2 separate regions of the Mus musculus genome follow, and region 2 is linked to region 1. A link is a loop called in an ENCODE intact Hi-C map of the cell type or tissue named here. Cell type or tissue: gastrocnemius. All regions are shown on one strand. Each heading gives the region's core, and the rest is flanking DNA. Links, peaks and the distances in the headings are about the cores only.

What was found. Hi-C counts contacts between places; a loop is a spot of excess contacts. Peaks named below come from ENCODE experiments on the same cell type or tissue, not always from the same donor. Only the 100,000 strongest peaks of a DNase experiment are listed, where the experiment ranks them.
Region 2: it touches region 1 in a loop (6-fold over the local background); 26 of 42 quality-filtered maps call a loop at or near these places.

What each region holds. Positions count from the first base shown.
Region 1 is chr10:118,151,454-118,159,721 of GRCm38, forward strand. Mdm1 (transformed mouse 3T3 cell double minute 1) reads left to right here. Exons shown (of 14, transcript NM_148922.3): 6 at 549-643; 7 at 722-821; 8 at 5,742-5,917; 9 at 6,849-7,151; 10 at 7,994-8,103; 11 at 8,207-8,268. Among named protein-coding and RNA genes, the nearest start is that of Mdm1, 14 kb to the left of the region's middle. In gastrocnemius, for the core only: CTCF peaks have their summits at 3,804 (motif pointing right) and 4,702 (motif pointing right); a DNase peak (open chromatin) is centred at 5,064.
Region 2 is chr10:118,536,454-118,544,721 of GRCm38, forward strand. All of the region lies in intron 1 of Ifngas1 (Ifng antisense RNA 1), which reads right to left. Among named protein-coding and RNA genes, the nearest start is that of Ifngas1, 16 kb to the right of the region's middle. In gastrocnemius, for the core only: no CTCF peak of the experiment used is centred there; a DNase peak (open chromatin) is centred at 3,109.

The DNA.
Region 1 (8,268 bases), core at 1,529-6,528:
AGTTATGACATTAGGCTAGAGTCATCGCAGAGTGTAGAAAATGTATGACTAAAAGTGAAATTATGTACCTGTGTGTGTGTGTGTGTGTATGCATGTGTATGCACACATAACACATGCATGTACACACAGCACACACATACAGTTTTTTATTGACCTATGACATTCTTGAAGGGGAGTCTTATTTTGTATAGCAATGTGCTAATTAGCTAAGCTTCAATAACTGCAACCCTTGAATATAAATTTAAGGGCTAATTCAAAATCTCTGTTCAATATGTGGTAGCATTGTTTAATATTTTGATGGTATTTGTTAATTTTTAAATTCATCTTTAAAAAAACCCCATAAAATCAGGGATCTAAACTCCTTGGCTTCAAAACTTGTTGATTTGGGTTTGTTTGTTTGTTTGTTTGTTTGCTTTAGTAGCTAAACATCTAGAAGCAAAAATGTAGTAGAGTTTCTAGGCCTACCTTTATAACATGTATGTTTTTACTTGAATGTCTGACATCTCTAAGCATAAACACTCAAATTATTTCCATTTCAATACAATAAGGCAGATGAGCCTTTAGACTTAGAAGTAGACATGGCGTCGGAAGACTCAGACCAGTCTGTAAAGAAGCCTGCTTCATGGAGACACCAAAGGCTTGGGTACGTAGCTCACCAGGAAACGGTCATGTCTGGGTGGTCAGCTTGCTAAAATACTTACTTGCGTTCTGTCTCTCTTAGAAAAGTGAATTCTGAATATAGAGCAAAGTTCCTGAGCCCAGCCCAGTATTTCTATAAAGCTGGAGCTTGGACCCGGGTGAAGGAGAACCTGTCAAACCAGGTGAGTCTGATCGCACACGCTCTTCCGGCCGAGCCAGCCACTGCACCATGAGTTTCACTCACAGTGTGAGGATGGATGGTCCAATAGTAGCACCGCAAATCCCACCATCTTAAAATCGTAGTTGTCACCTTACCGGTGTGTGTACTGTTTTTATAGCAGTGACCCCGTGGAGATTGACATTGGTTATTAAAGTCATTTTTTTAAAGCCATGAAGTATCTGATAGTTCTAATGAGTTCAGTTTGCAGGATGATAGCCTTCTTGGTTGGGTCCTCATGCCATCCAGACCTCAGACTTTGAACTGAAGGTTCTCTCTATCAATAATGAATGTTCCAGGAAGATTGCTACAGTGTGCACCCCTGCATCATGTAGGAAAGGGGTGTGTGCAGCTTGAGGTTCAAGTTCTACTCTTGGGGTGTCCTGATGTAGCAGAGAAGCTGGGGCTCTGAAGATTGGGCAGAGGAGAGGACAGTTATAGCCTCCTGCTGAGAAGCGGGGCTTCTAGTCAAAGGATAAATGGTAGAAAGTCTATATTACTGTATAATTCGTGTCTTAAAACTGTTATCTGGACACTTTTCAGCCCTTCTCATGTGCACAAGCTAAATTAAACCGTTTTTGGGGTTGGATTGTATAATAACAGATATTCTTTTCTGTCTATCTTTCCAAAGAGGGTAGATTGGGTCTGGTCTTTGTGAGCTGCTGGTTCCGTGAGACAAGTAGCCTTGCTACACCCTCCTCAGCGCTCTGCCTCAAGGGGCTCTCTGACTTTTCTCACTGCAGCCACACCCTTCTCAGCGCTCTGTTTCAGGGGGCTTCCAGACTTTTCCACTGCAGCTACTCTCAGAACTGTCTACCCAAGCCTCACCCAGACTGTGCGGGACAGGAGCAGCTAGCCCAGCCCAGGCTGCGCAGGACAGGAGCAGCTAGCCCAGCCCAGACTGCACAGGACAGGAGCAGCTAGCCCAGCCCAGGCTGCACAGGGCAGGAGCAGCTAGCCCAGCCCAGGCTGCACAGGACAGGAGCAGCTAGCCCAGCCCAGGCTGCACAGGACAGGAGCAGCTAGCCCAGCCCAGACTGCACAGGACAGGAGCAGCTAGCCCAGCCCAGGCTGCACAGGACAGGAGCAGCTCCTGGTCATCTGGGCATTTGTCCATTCACTCTGGTAAAATCAAGTAAAAAGTTTGAGTTTCACAAGCAGCCATAATGGAAAAAGGACTGAATCCCCTAGGCTCTTGCACAGTTGAGTAATATTCTAGGCCTTGGCAAAGAGATTATTTCTGGGGGATTGGGCAGGGCAGGAGAAAACGGGAACACTGAAGCATGTGGCTGAAGAGGGCCAGTGGACAGGTCTGAGAAAGCTGCGTTGGGAAGAGCCTTGGCTAGTGTACGGTCTCTTCAGACTGAGGTGAGTTGGTATTTAGGCCTCACCGTTTAGCCCAGGGAGGGCTGGAGATGTTGAAGTCAGGCGGAATGCTCTGTTGTCCCAGGGAGGAGGGTGCTGTGCTGTAATGTAGAGGCTGCGTTCTCAGTTTCACCCGATGTGATATCTCCATGCTGTAACCTTCTCATAGATGTATTAGTTGCTACTGGAAGTTTATAAATTAGGGTGAAATTTGCATTAGCCTTTTATCAAAAAACCAAAACTTAAGTTGGCAAAAGGAGGACATAGCAATTCTCAGAGAAGCCAGTGATCAGTTTTTTTTTTAAAGATTTATTTATTATTATATCTAAGTACACTGTAGCTGTCTTCAGACACTCCAGAAGAGGGCGTCAGATCTCATTACAGATGGTTGTGAGCCACCATGTGGTTGCTGGGATTTGAACTCAGGACCTTCGGAAGAACAGTCAGTGCTCTTTACCTCTGAGCCATCTCTCCAGCCCCAGTGATCAGTTATTAACCAAGTTATAAACATTTAATAGGGGCCATGTTTTGGCTAAATACTAGATTTTTTCCCCTGGACTACTGTTTGTGGTATATGGCTGATACTGAGTGACCTGAATATCAAGTATTCTGCCATCTTCTCCCTGCCCCCAGCATTTTTTGGCATGTGTTTTATGTATGTGTGGTGTGTGCAGTGTGCATACATGGCTGTGCACGTGGAGGCCACAGGTGGAGCTGCTTGCTAGCTTACTTTTTGTGACAGCATGTCTCACAGAACCCAGATCTCACTGATAGGCTGTGTGCCTGGCTACTGAGCCATGGCCTCCTTTACCTTCCAGTGCTGGAATTATGCAGGGGGTGAGAGGGCAAGCGCTGTCACCCACTGAGCCGTCTCTCCAGCCACAATCCTATCACTGACACACTCTCTGCTCATAGTTCAGATACTAACTTCATTTCCTTTTAAATTGTCTACATGCTACACTTTGGGAATCTGTTTTTAGCAAAGCTACTGGGTGTTCTGTCTTAAGTCCTGTGTACTTACTAGTGGAATAGACATCCTGTGTGAGCTGGTTTTGATTGTGGCTATGTATCCCACACCTGCATCATTTCAGTTACACACTGCTGCTTTATAATGGTCATATAAGACTGCCTTTAATAATGGAATCTGTTCTAAGTTAATTTGGTTTTTGAAAAGGGTCTAACCTTAGCCTCATAGCAGTCCTCCTGCCTCAGCCTCTCCCATGCAGGCTTAACAGGTGTGTGTCAGGATGGCTCGCTGGCATGTACGTCTTTTTGGCTTGGTTATTGATGTGACTCTTGAGGCCAGTTAGGACTTTGATTCTAGATAAAGTGCTGCATTTGAGATCCACCCTGTAACCTGACAGATGCTGTAAGGACCAGGTGTAAGATTTCGCCTCATTCATTCTTGCTGTTTTCTGAATTCGATTTTTCCGCACGTAAATTTTAAATGATTCAGTTCAAATTGGGAAAAAGAATTCAGTAATGAAAGCATTCTACTTATAGTGTTTAGATTGTGCGCGTGTGTTTGCATGTGTGTTCATGTGCCTGTGCCCATGGAGGCCAGAAGAGGGCATTGTATCCCTAGGAACTGGAGTTATAGCCAGCTGTAAGTCACTTAATGTGGGCGCTGAGAGCTGAACTGGTTCTGTGTAGGAGCAGCAAGTGCTTTTAGCCTCTGAGCCATCTCTCTCTCCTTGGCTTATAAAATATCCCATCATTGGGTGACGTTGTTGGGAATAATGCATTCTTATCCTTTATAGCAGTCCTGGTCACTGGCCCTAGGGGTCATTTCTGAAATCTACACTCAAATTCTCCCTCTTGCCAGTAGAGGACCTTACTTTGAGAGACAGTTTTTTATCTTTGTTTAGGATTATAGACACTTAAATATAAAACTGAGTGTTAGCATTTTTAGGAAGGATGGCTAATGAAGACTTGTAAAAGCATTGGAGTTCATAGGTCATTAATAAATAGAACTGAATAGGCATACAGAAAGTGCCTGCACTCTGTCCTTTCTAAATGGCTATGGGCTCTTCCCCCATTCTCAGTCTTTAAGCACACGGAGCTCCTGTGTGAACAGGACGCAGCCTCCTTGTCTGTCTTTCCACTGCTCAGCATGGAAGGCTGTGTTGATTGGAGCCCTTTGAACCGGCCCTTCAGTTCATGTCCTTGTTTGTCTGCTAGGACACAGGTTGTGGCAGTGCTGGGTGGCAGTTTACACACTGCTGCTGAAGAATGAGGCCCTGATGGAATACGTAAAACATCTCTCCCTGTGAAGGCCAAACTATTAACTAAAATAGTTGAGGGATAAAAGATTATACACAAGGGTAGGAACTCTGTTTTTTAAAATATAGTTATTAATAGCAACAAATGTGGCTAAATATAATAACATTTAAAGCAGAATTGTAACAAGTCAGCTTTTTTTTTTTTTTTTTTTTTGCACTGTATTGGTGCATTTAGAGAAACCAGCAGGTGGCAGTGTTATGTATAAAATAAAAAGGTTTCCAATGGTAGTTGGGTTCTTTTCATATAAAAGTACATGATTTGCAAATTAGAGAATTCAAAGTATTTTATAGTTCCTCATGATTTAAAAAAAATCTTTTTTGTTGACTATATCACTATTATTTGGAAGGTATTTATTTTCATTTATATAGTGTATTTTTGTTTGTTTTGTTTGTTCTTGTTTTTGTCTTTTTTTTTTTTAACTTGAGGTTTTGCTGACTTCAAGAGATTTGGAGAAAGAATCTCACAGTAGTTAGTGGGGTCTTGTGTAATAGGAGAGGCTGGCAGAGAGCTGGGGGATTAAGCTAGACTAGGAGTCACTGGCATGGAGCCACTCTTCTAGAGATGGAGAGCAAGGAATAGCAGTCAGTTACCTATCAGTAGCACCATCACAGCCAGAGATGGGGAGAGAGGGATGACAATCAATTACCTATCACCAGCACCACAGCCTCGCAAGAGCGTGGCTGGTCCTCGAGCAGTGCTAAGATGTCTTGGTTACTGAGTTCACGATTACTAAGGATACAAGAAATTTAATTGTATTGACAAGTTGGTATCTATTTAGAAGGAAGAATAATAAGGTTCAGTATCTCATTGATTCCCATTAATACTCATGTATGGCATTAACCTGTCATTAAGTGTGTCTCTGTATTCCTCCCCTAGGGTTCTCTAAATGCCATGTGGTATGCAGAGGTTGGTTGCTTTTGAGTTCTTAAAAACTATAATAATGCATAGAATACTTGTGTAATTTCAGTTGGAGTAAAAAAGTATTTGTCAAAATTGTTCTTAGCTACTACAAATGTCTCCTTGCCTAGTAGTTTGGAATAAATTAGCTGCATTATGCTTTTGCTTAATTGTTTTAATATCTGCTGAAACGCATAGTCTGATGAGTGTATGTGGCTGTTATTTTGCCTGCCTTTCTCATTGGACTGTGGCTGTATCCTGCTTTGGCTTTCTTATGTACTTGTCGGTGTTTATAAAAGATCCTTGGCAATAAAGGAAGGCACCTGAACTCTCTGCGTAGGTTAAGGAGCTCCGAGAAAAGGCCGAATCTTACAGGAAGCGAGTTCAGGGGACACATTTTTCTCGGGACCATCTGAACCAGATTATGTCGGACAGCAACTGCTGTTGGGACGTCTCCTCAGTCACAAGCTCGGAAGGCACCGTCAGTAGCAACATCCGAGCACTGGATCTTGCTGGGTGAGATGTTCTTTGTGGAAAGTGAGAAGGCTGTGTTATAGCTTGTGTGCATCATAGGATGATGTAGGAAAATGACCCAGCTAACTCACAATCTGCTGTTTAGCCAGATGGGTCTCTTATTTCATTATTTAAAACTTATTCTCTGTGGTAAATGTAGCTATATTATACTTGCTTTTTGTGTTTCTGTATGACTAATAAATAACTCTGGGCAGCTAACTTTTGTAATATTCTTTGTAACAACAGAACTAGATAAGATAGATGTAAAAGAACTTTAAGAAGTAATGAGCAGCCATAAAAACTTATGAAAATATAAGTGAGTGATATATATCCATTATCATTCATTAATGAATTTTGTGGCTCTTGTGGAACTGGGCCTCTAGATGTAGAGAATTCTCTGCTGTTTTAAATTTTAAACTGAGCACTATTTAACTATTTGTAAGGGAAATTATACATTGATTTGTAGCTAATAAAGTAGAGCATTCTCATATAGTCACATATACCTCATTCATTTATAAATTCTACTATGTGATCTTGCTTTAAAAGTTCACAAAATACTCTTTAATAATATTTTGGAAAGATGAATCTAAAACATAAAAATTTGAATCTGCGTACTTGTGCATGAATATGAGTTTAGTTATGACAAATTTGCCTCGTTGGAGTTAGTCCTTATCATTTTGAGGGTAACGTTTTACCCTTTTGTCACCAGAAGTGCAAGTGTAAGTGTGTGAAGTAGGTAACTATTACTTTTTGGAATATTTAGTGGACACTTGGGTAGAGCTTTCTCTTGCTCTATTGCACAATAACTTCACTACCCAGAGAAGGCCTTCAGTATGGAAACGAAGAGACAGGAAGTCTCACACTCGCTAACCCAGGATAAACTGAGACACTCAAATGCAGATTTGCAATAAATTTTTTTTTTTTTGAAATGCAGAGACCTTACAAACCACAGGACCCCCCAGAAACACCCTCCTACCAAACTAGAAGAAAGAAAAGTTGCCTCGGGAGAGCAGCCCCTGAAAAACTCCACCAGGAGACTGGAGATGCCAGAGCCTGCCGCCTCGGTCAGGAGGAAGCTGGCTTGGGATGCTGAGGAGAGCACGAAGGAAGACACCCAGGAGGAGCCCAGGGCGGAGGAGGACGGGAGAGAGGAGAGAGGACAGGACAAGCAGACCTGTGCGGTAGAGCTGGAGAAACCGGACACACAGACACCCAAGGCAGACAGACTGACAGAAGGGTGAGACCTAAGTTCCTCAGCGTATAGGACATTCTAGTACGTGACGGATGCGTATGTGCTGTCACTGGGTACACGGTTGCACCGGCAGCTCTGTGACTAGCAAGGAGCAGTGACATAGGTGCTGCCACATGGAGTGTGCTGGGATCACACAGAGTGCGATGGAGCACTGGAGCACTGTGCTCTGCGAGGGGCAGTCAGTTCTCACATGCGTCCTGTGCTGAGGATTCGCCAGATTTGTAGCGTGTCAGGTAGGATGACTTCACAGGGGAAGCTGGGATTCATGAATATCAGGTGCTTCTGTCAAGAAAGAAAGGCCACTCCCTTGTAATATTTTTAAAGTGGTTTCTGAAAATGGCCAACAAGGGCGGTTTCATGTGCAGACCGCTTTAGAGGAGTGGCTCTTTGCCTTTGTTGACAGTCCACTTTGTCTGTAGCCAAGCCCTTTGTTCGTTCATGGATGCAGGCGATGGGAACTCGTGCTGACTAACTGGACGCCGTCTTCCTTATGGATGGCTGGTGTACAGTGATCTCCCCTCCTTTCTAGGCTTGGCTTCGCTAACTCCTTATGGATTGAGAAGTTTTAAAAGGATTGTTTTTTAGTCGAGACTTCCCTATATAGCCAGAGCTGGCTTGGAACTCATGACTCTCCTGAGGCTGCGTCCTAAACACTGGGTCATAGGCTCCCTCCATGAGGGAGCCTGAATTTTTTTTTTCTTCAGAAACAAAACTAGACTTCTCTTAGATGGTTTATGTTTTCTTACTGTGCTACTTAACGGTAACGAGACAGTTTTGATTAAATTTTCTGGAAGAAAGGCTTCCTAATAAATTGTCTCACTTTCTAGGTCGGAGACATCTTCTGTTTCCTCAGGGAAGGGAGGCAGGCTTCCTACACCGAGGCTGAGAGAACTCGGTATCCAGCGGACGCACCATGATCTCACGACGCCAGCTGTTGGTAATGGACAAACCCTGCAACCTGTCATCCGCCCTTTTAGAATGTAGCTTAGTGTGACCGACACTTAGTGTGACCGACATGTGCTTTCCATGGGGTCTTCCAGGTGGCGCAGTCTTAGTGTCTCCATCTAAAGTGAAGCCACCAGGCCTCGAGCAGAGGAGGAGA
Region 2 (8,268 bases), core at 1,231-6,230, 380 kb after region 1:
CAAATTTAAGTTTACAGCATTGACTTTGTGTAAAGCAAGCCGGGGTGGTGGAATTAGCACAGAGATGGTGCTGACCCGAGTGGGCAGTGTGGGATTTGGGTGTGTATTCTATATATGCCTCTGGTTATGACAGGTCCTTCATTTCTCTGCGCTAGGAAACAACAAACCCATCTGACGCATGGTCTTCATAAAAGCTCTAAAGTCTCTAGTCTTCAAGGGCTAGGCCCCCATTGGTTTGCACTCCTTAATAACTCTGTACTGGTTTTTCTCTCATTTATAAACATCTCACAGGGATGCTGTGAAGATTAAATATGATCTAACACTTGGCAGAGACCCAGCATATAGTAAAGGATTAAATGGCCCCCATGGGCAGTTGAATTAAGTAACCATTGGCTATTAAATGTAGGAAATCATCGCCTTTCCAGCTGTGTCAAGGAGGGAAGGGGAGCTGGAATATGGAAGTGACTTGCTAAGGTAGCGAAGCTACCCCGCGAGTCACGTGGAGGCTACCCAGAAGTCCCTTTCTCCCACTTTCCTAGTCAGTAGTAACCAAGGCAAGCCCTCAGAAGAGGACAATCAACAGGAAGAGCAGCGTCACCTTGTGACGTTATTCCCTGAGGTTCTGATCAGGTTAACATGTCAGTCAGGGTTCATTATTTATAAGAAGGCCTCAGGAGTAAACTTGGGTGGAATCCTGGAAGCCAGATGGAAAAGGACGTGTTGTCAGATGCTTACAGGGAAGAACGGCTCAAAATACATGAGACTGTGGCGCCGGGGAAGGGCGCATGCGTGTGCCTCAAGGCAGCTGCAGGATTTGAAAATGAGAGCGATGGAGAACGGCGTAGAAATAAAGATGAGAGATGCCCCCCCACTCCCCCCCCCCCGCCCCCGGGCTTGCAGTTTGAACAGGAGTGCGCTGTGGATTCATTTGTGTGGCTTAGTGAACATTATCTCTTTCTAGAAGAAGCCTGTGCATTACAGAGCTTTGAAAAATTCTGGTCAAGTGCCCTCTCTGGGTTAGACTGTGCGGAGTGTAGACTCACACTGTAAATGTTGTAGCCTGGAGCTCTTCAGAAGGGGTGCCATTTGCTCCTAAAGATCAGCAGCACCATCCAGAAGCTCAGATCCCATTACGAGATGCTCATGGGTGTGGGACCATAACGGTCCGGGGTTATGGAAGAAGTTTTGAGGGAGGGAGCAGTAGTTGGCTACCTCCCCGCTCCCTATGTGGTGTTGTAAAGCCGGATCCCCCAGGATCAACTCTAGCAGGAATTTATTACCCTGACAGTTATCAGGCTTCACTCCTTGTTTAACCATATTTTTTTACCCCAGCCCCTGCAGACCTTGCAGCCCCAGGGTATATGGATGAAGCATCATTATCCGGCACCCCTGCCCTGGCCACTGGTACCTAGCCACCCACGTAAACCTTGCCCCAGAGACCCTGGCAACTCCCCAGCGCCATACATAATCCTTTCTCTCCCCACCCAATAAAGGAACCAGTTCTCTGAAGCTGTTGTTTCCTAGGTCTCTTTATTGCTCCTGCACCACACCCATTGCTGACTGCGATCCTGCACCCAAGCCAACCCACACCGACCTAAGCTGCCTTCCCTCCAGTTCAGCTTGGGAGGCAACAGGGCTGGCTACCCTGAGGGAGAAGCAGAAACTGGGTGCCACATGGGGTTCCTTTAATGCAGTGGCAGACACTTATATGAAACAACACTGAAACCTGATAGTATCTGAAATGCTCATGTGCACATCATAATTCCAAATTATCAGCTTGATATATACAGTATTATCGATAGTTAATCTCAATTTTTTTTTTTGACATTTGAGGTTTTATTTTGAAGTTACAGTAGCTTTTCTTTCTGTGAGCTTTGGATATCCTTGTCTTACCTGAGATAGAAACATGTAGTAGGGTCTTCTTAGGGTTATCTCTATACACTAAATAAGGATATGGTCGCTGGACATGGTGGCACACTCCTTTAATCCCAGTACTCGAGAGGCAGAGGCAGTCGGATTTCTGAGTTCGAGGCCAGCCTGGTCTACAAAGTGAGTTCCAGGACAGCTAGGGCTATAAAGAGAAGCCCTGTCTTGAAAAACAAAACAAAAACAAACAAACAAACAAACAAAAAGGATATGGTCAAGCCTGGGGCACTGAGGAGCCACCAGTAATAAAAGACCAGATCTCTCAATGCTCTCAGTGACAGCCACCCAGGCCAAGGGTGTTTCATGACAGTGAAACAGCAGTCATTTAAGATTCTGTTTCTATGACCTTCCCGAGCCTAGATGTTCTCAATGGAAATGAAATGTTCTTTCGAGCACCCATACAGTTGAGTGCTTAACAGAAATGAATGACTGCTTGAAGCCAACCATGGGACTGAACACAAGGTCCCCAATGGAGTAGGAGAAAGGACTGAAGGATCTGAAGGGGTTTGCAACCCCATAGGAACAACAACAACATCAACCAACCAAAACCCCCCAGAGTGCCCAGAGACTAAACAACCAACCAAAGAGTACACATGGAGGGACCCATGGCTCCAGTCACATATGTAGCATAGGATGGCCTTGTTTGTCATCAATGGGAGGAGAGGCCCTTGGTCCTGTGAAGGCTCGATGGATGTCCCAGTATAGAGGAATTCCAGGGCGGTGAGGTGGGAGTGAATGGGTGGGTAGGGGAGCACTCTCATAGAAGCAGGGAAGGGGGGTGGGATGGGGGGGCTCGGGGGGAGTGAACTGAGAAAGGGAATAGCATTTGAAATGTAAATAAATAAAATATCAGAAAGAGAGAGAGAGAGAAGAAATGGATGACTTCTTTGCTTCCCAAACCAATCATTTGGAATGGCTAACCAATAGTTAAAAGAAAACATTTTCCACACTGATTAAATGATAGTGATGCTCCTAGCGATCACAAGCACATCATCTAATTCAAGTGTCATGGGATTCTTAAGATGTACGTCATTTTAAAATCTTCATTGAAAAGAGGAGAAACTGAAGAAAACAAGGCATAGGCAGGGGAAACAAGCCTGAACCTAGATTATCTGGACTTAGAGATCATGCTTTCTAATGCTGCCTTCCAGCCACACACAACTGTGTGTTGACATCGCTTGGTGTGCTACTGGCAGAGAAAGCCATCTGCCCCTTTGAAGGGAGATGCGACCATGTGACTGGGTTGTTCTTAGTGGAAAGATAGCAAAGGGGAACTCGTGCTGTGCTGCTTTCAATCCTGTCGATTACCACTCCCTGGCTCCCCTACCCTGGTGGTCTTCACTGCCATTTCCGTCGTATTCTACAGATGCAAGGAACAGTGGAAACCATGGGAAACTAGGGTCTGGGAAGCCATGGATAGAAAGAATCTGGATTACGGAACGACTTCCCGTTGAAGAAGGGCTTCCCCTCCAACCTTACCAAGAGCTGATTTATGAGCAGACATTAATTTGCATTGTTTATTGTTACTTGATGACACTTAGAAATCTGCTTTTTTTTCTGCTCACTGCTGATTAGTTTCACTAATTCTTAGTGGAGATTTGTTGTTGTTTGTGCTTGTGTGTTTGTGGTATGTATGTATGTATGTACGTATGTATGTGTGCATGCATGTATTATGTATGTATGTATGTATTTTATATATATATATATACATATACATACACACACACACACATATATGCATGTATATTGTACAAGTAACATGTTAGACAGAAGTCTACACAGCTTCTTGGTCACTGTCTCTCTTTCTTTCTGAGATGAGGGATCTCACTAAGCCTGGTTGACAAACTGGTTAGTGTGGATAGTCTGGCTGCCCAGAGATGTCTAGGGCCCCTCTGTACTGCCTTTCCAGCAGGAGAATTATAGACGTACACTAACAACCAGCTCAGTGTTTTGGGGGTGCTGGAGATCCAAACTCATGCTTGCATGACAAGTGCTTTACTAACAGAGCATAATATAGAAGTATGAAGTCACCCAGGTTTAAATGTGTTTTCCCATTTATCATCAGAACTACAAGGCATGTCTATCTATATCTATCTATCTACTATCTATCTATCTACTATCTATCTACTATCTATCTATCTATCTATCTATCTATCTATCTATCTATCTATCTATTTATCTACTATCTATCTATCATCTATGTATGTATGTATGTATCATCTGTCAATCATCTATCTACCTATCATCATCATCATCTATATATCTATATATCTATATCTACCTATCTATCTCATCTGTGTATCTATCTATCTATCTATCTATCTATCTATCTATCTATCTATCTATCTATCTACCTATCTATCTATCTCATCTATCTATATATCTTCTTCTGTCATCTGTCTGCCAACTATTCTGTAAATTATCATAAAATATTTTCATTCTATTTTAGTTTGTTGCGCAATCATTGAGAATAACATGCAGCAACTACACTATGAGATTTCTGTAGTTGTCCACAAGTGTTTTAGTGATGACCATGACTATGGCTTGTTTGACTTGTTTGATTCTCAAATCTTCGGGCAGAAGGAATGTCACTTCAGTTCATTTTATGGTGCTATAAAATTACCTTAGGTGGATCTTGGTATTTTATAAAGTTCCTCCCGTGGTGCTGAGAATTGAAAACGGGGCCTGTGGGTGCTACTTAAGCACACTCTGCTATGGGGATACATCCCAGTCCAAGCACTTTGTAAAGGAAGGAGTCTTACTTATCTCAGAGTTGTACATGTTCGAGATCACAGCATCTTCAGTATCTGCTTGGCTCTGGTGAAGGCCCCATGGCAGATGGTACCACAATGTCATGAGCATGTGCCAAAGAGGCAAAACATTGCTATGAGGAGTCAGAGAGGTCAGAGAAGATGGCATCCTTGTGACCTCCTTCTAGAGAGAAACACTAACCTCCATGTAGCCCCATGACCCAGTTATCATTCACACAGCATCCCTTGGTAAAGGTTTGTCACCTCAGTGCCACCACAACGCAGCCCAAGCTTCCCTTGCATGAGTCTCGAGAGATGCTCTCAGACTATATCTAAACCAGAGCAGGGAGCAGCAAGATCTTCAGATATGATCATGTTTGCACATGATCTCTTTGCAGCTTAAAATTGAAACGGTACTCACTATGACTTTATCCATGTTTTCTTAACTGAATTTAATTTTTTGAAAGGCAACACAATAAGTTCATCTTTTTTTGTCAAATGTTTTGACTATGGTAAGCTGACTCACATTTATTCCCTCAGGACATATAACGAGAGCCTTCCAGAGGTCCAGAGCCACTGGTATGAATAGAGTAGGTTCATTTGAGGATGCCTAATGGTTTATAGAGTGCTTACCATGTGTCAGTTGTTCTTCTAAAGACCGTGCTGAGATTCATTAATCCCCAAGATAATTTCATGAGAGTAGCCCTCCGTCCATTTCATTTCATAGTGCGGAAATCAAAGAATGGGAACATGTAGGAACATCCCAAGCATATATAACATGTAGGTGGTGGGGCTCAAACATGAATCCACCCAACATGGCTTTGGTTTCTGTGCCTTTACTCATTGTTTGCCCCGTTGCTACATGAATATGGATGCACTGTGGTTTTGCTTCTCCTTCTAATAATATCATTGTTTCCTAATGCCTCACATGAAATCAGCACAAACTTAGATCAGAACAACCTCCTCGTATGAGCTCAGATTCCACGGTATGAGTCCAGGTACAGCGTCCCTGGGTCTTCTTCCGCTCAGGATCTTGAAAAGCTTCAGTAAAGGAGTCATCTCAGGCTAAGCTCTCCTTTGAGTTTCATAGCCTCATCTAAAAATACACAGAGGAGAAGAAATGCCATTTCCTTTAAGGCCATATAACCAGTGGGAATTGCATCTTCAATGCCATTGAGTGAATCTCTTTCTGGCCTCAATGAAGTACAGTAGGAGTTCTTTCAAAAACGTTTCCAAGTGGTTAACTCAGCCCTAAAAAGCTGGCTCAGTCACTACGTGCCCACCTTACAAGCATAAGGACCGGACTTCAATCTTTACTCCACTAAGAAAGCTGAATAAAGTGACACAGACTTGCAATTCCAGCACTGGGAAGAGAGATACAGATGCATCCCTGGGGCTGCTTAAGCATCCAGCCCAGCATACCAGGCCAGACAAGGACCACAGATCCCAGGGTGTGTGTGTGTGTGTGTGTGTGTGTGTGTGTGTGTGTGTGTGTGTGTGTGATTCCTGGGAAAGACACTCAAAGTTGTCCTCTGGCCTCCACACATGCACACACACACACATGTACACACATGCACACACATGTATATACATGTACACATGTACGCACACATGTACACACATGTACACACAATGTACACTGCCACACACATCTACAATGGGACATTGAGACTAGAGATACAAAAGCCATTGTGCAGGGTAGCTTGTCACTCATTTGCTGAGAGTAAGTTAAACCCTTCAGCTCCTAGGGAACAATTTTTTTCTTTTAAAGAAAGAAGTGGTGTTTATCCTATGAGTCAGTGAAGGACAGCAGTCAAACAGGCTTTCAATTCAGAGAAGTGCGAAGCAGAGTCCAGTTTGGTCCCTTCACTGTTTGGACATCTAGAAGGCAATGGATGTATTGGAAGGGTTTTTGTCATCATGTGAGGTAACAGTGTCATGGTGGCCTTGGCAGGTGGCCAGATAGATGAGGCAGAAGATGGATTTCCAGAATTCCTGAAAATCCCTTCAAAGCTATATCGAATGGATGTTTCGGTCATAAAAAGACCAGGCAACTGGTGGCCATTGGAAGGTGCACACGGAGGAGCAGTGTGAGGAGATACTGACAGAAGAAATGTTAAGGACCAGAGAGTGCTTGCCCATATGTTCCTTAGACTCGGCTGACTTGGTGCTACATCAAGGAGAGGAGACAAGGCCATCATCCACTGAGCGTTTGGCTGCTGCTGCTGCTGCTGCTGCTGCTGCTGCTGCTGCTGCTGACACTGCTTGTACTATGAGGCTAGCTCTAGCCTTGCCATCTTTGGGTGCTCACAGGACGAGAGGAAGTATGAAAGACTGCGAGCATTTATCCCAGAGTGTGCCCATCCTAGACACATCCGGTTAAATGAGAAGCGACTTTAATACCTAATCCTGGCAAGTGTCTGTGTTTCCCCCATGCCTGGTGAGATGAGTGTCTGAAGAAGTTTGTACTTGTAACCTGAGACACATGCAAGGCCCAAGTCATATGAGGGCCCAGCTCTTCCTCAGCTTTGTCATGGATCTCGAGAAAGTCAGGATGCTGTGGGTAGTTCCATATAGCGTCACCTTTTCTCCGGAATAAGATGATCATGTGAGTACTGGAATAAGAGAGACCTTCAAGTGTGGAAAAGAACAAAATGCTTCTGACTTGAGCTCAGTAAGGGGATGCACCTTGCTTAGTCACGTGCTTGGAAAGGAATTACAAGACGGATCACTGAGGGGCTGTGGTGGGCAGGTTCAGCGTGGGTCAAAACTCAACACATTCAGGTTTTTCCTTTGAACAAGCTCATCTCTATTAAGGGAGAATTTGGTACCCAAAGGTATCCCGACAATAAGAAAAATCAAGATTGCCAGGTTCCAAAGATGGTTTGTTGATGAATATCACACAAACATGACAGCCTCAGTATTGCCTACTTCTAAAGAAAGAAACAGAATCTTATAGTAGAGGAGAGACTAAACGCCTAGAAGGGAGGAGATAAAGATGAAATAATAAGATACTTTAGATAAAGTGGACTTTTGTAGTTTTAAGATAGCAAAGAACATTGATTGAGTGCATCTATGTATAGAATTATGATTTAAAAGTAACAAACATTCCCATTATCAAAACCATATTAGACCAATATATGCCAACAAACAGAATAGTGTACATATTCGTTCCCATGCTTAGGACTTGTGTCCAGAATGATATCGATTGACCATATGACTATTTCAGGTCCTGGACTTTTTCTGCTCAGCACATGAAGGTATGTGGCTCATGGGATTTCTAGCTCACCCAAGCATTACTAGTCATGACCATATTCTCAGGTGTCTGGAAGAAATGGTATATTTGGACTATGCCAATTGACTCTAAGTAAGATGTATATGTCTTTCATAAAATAAGTGCTAAGGAATGAGAAATGAAGAAGAGGGAATGTCTTATTGTATCTGATAAAGTGTCACCTCGCATAGGGAATTGGGACAGACCAGTCCAGTCCACTTTCAAGGTCATTATTGCCTTTGTGTGCAAACTCTTTCTACAGTGGCAAATTCATGAGCACAATTTAAATTACTTTTGAACCATTAAAACAAACTGCTC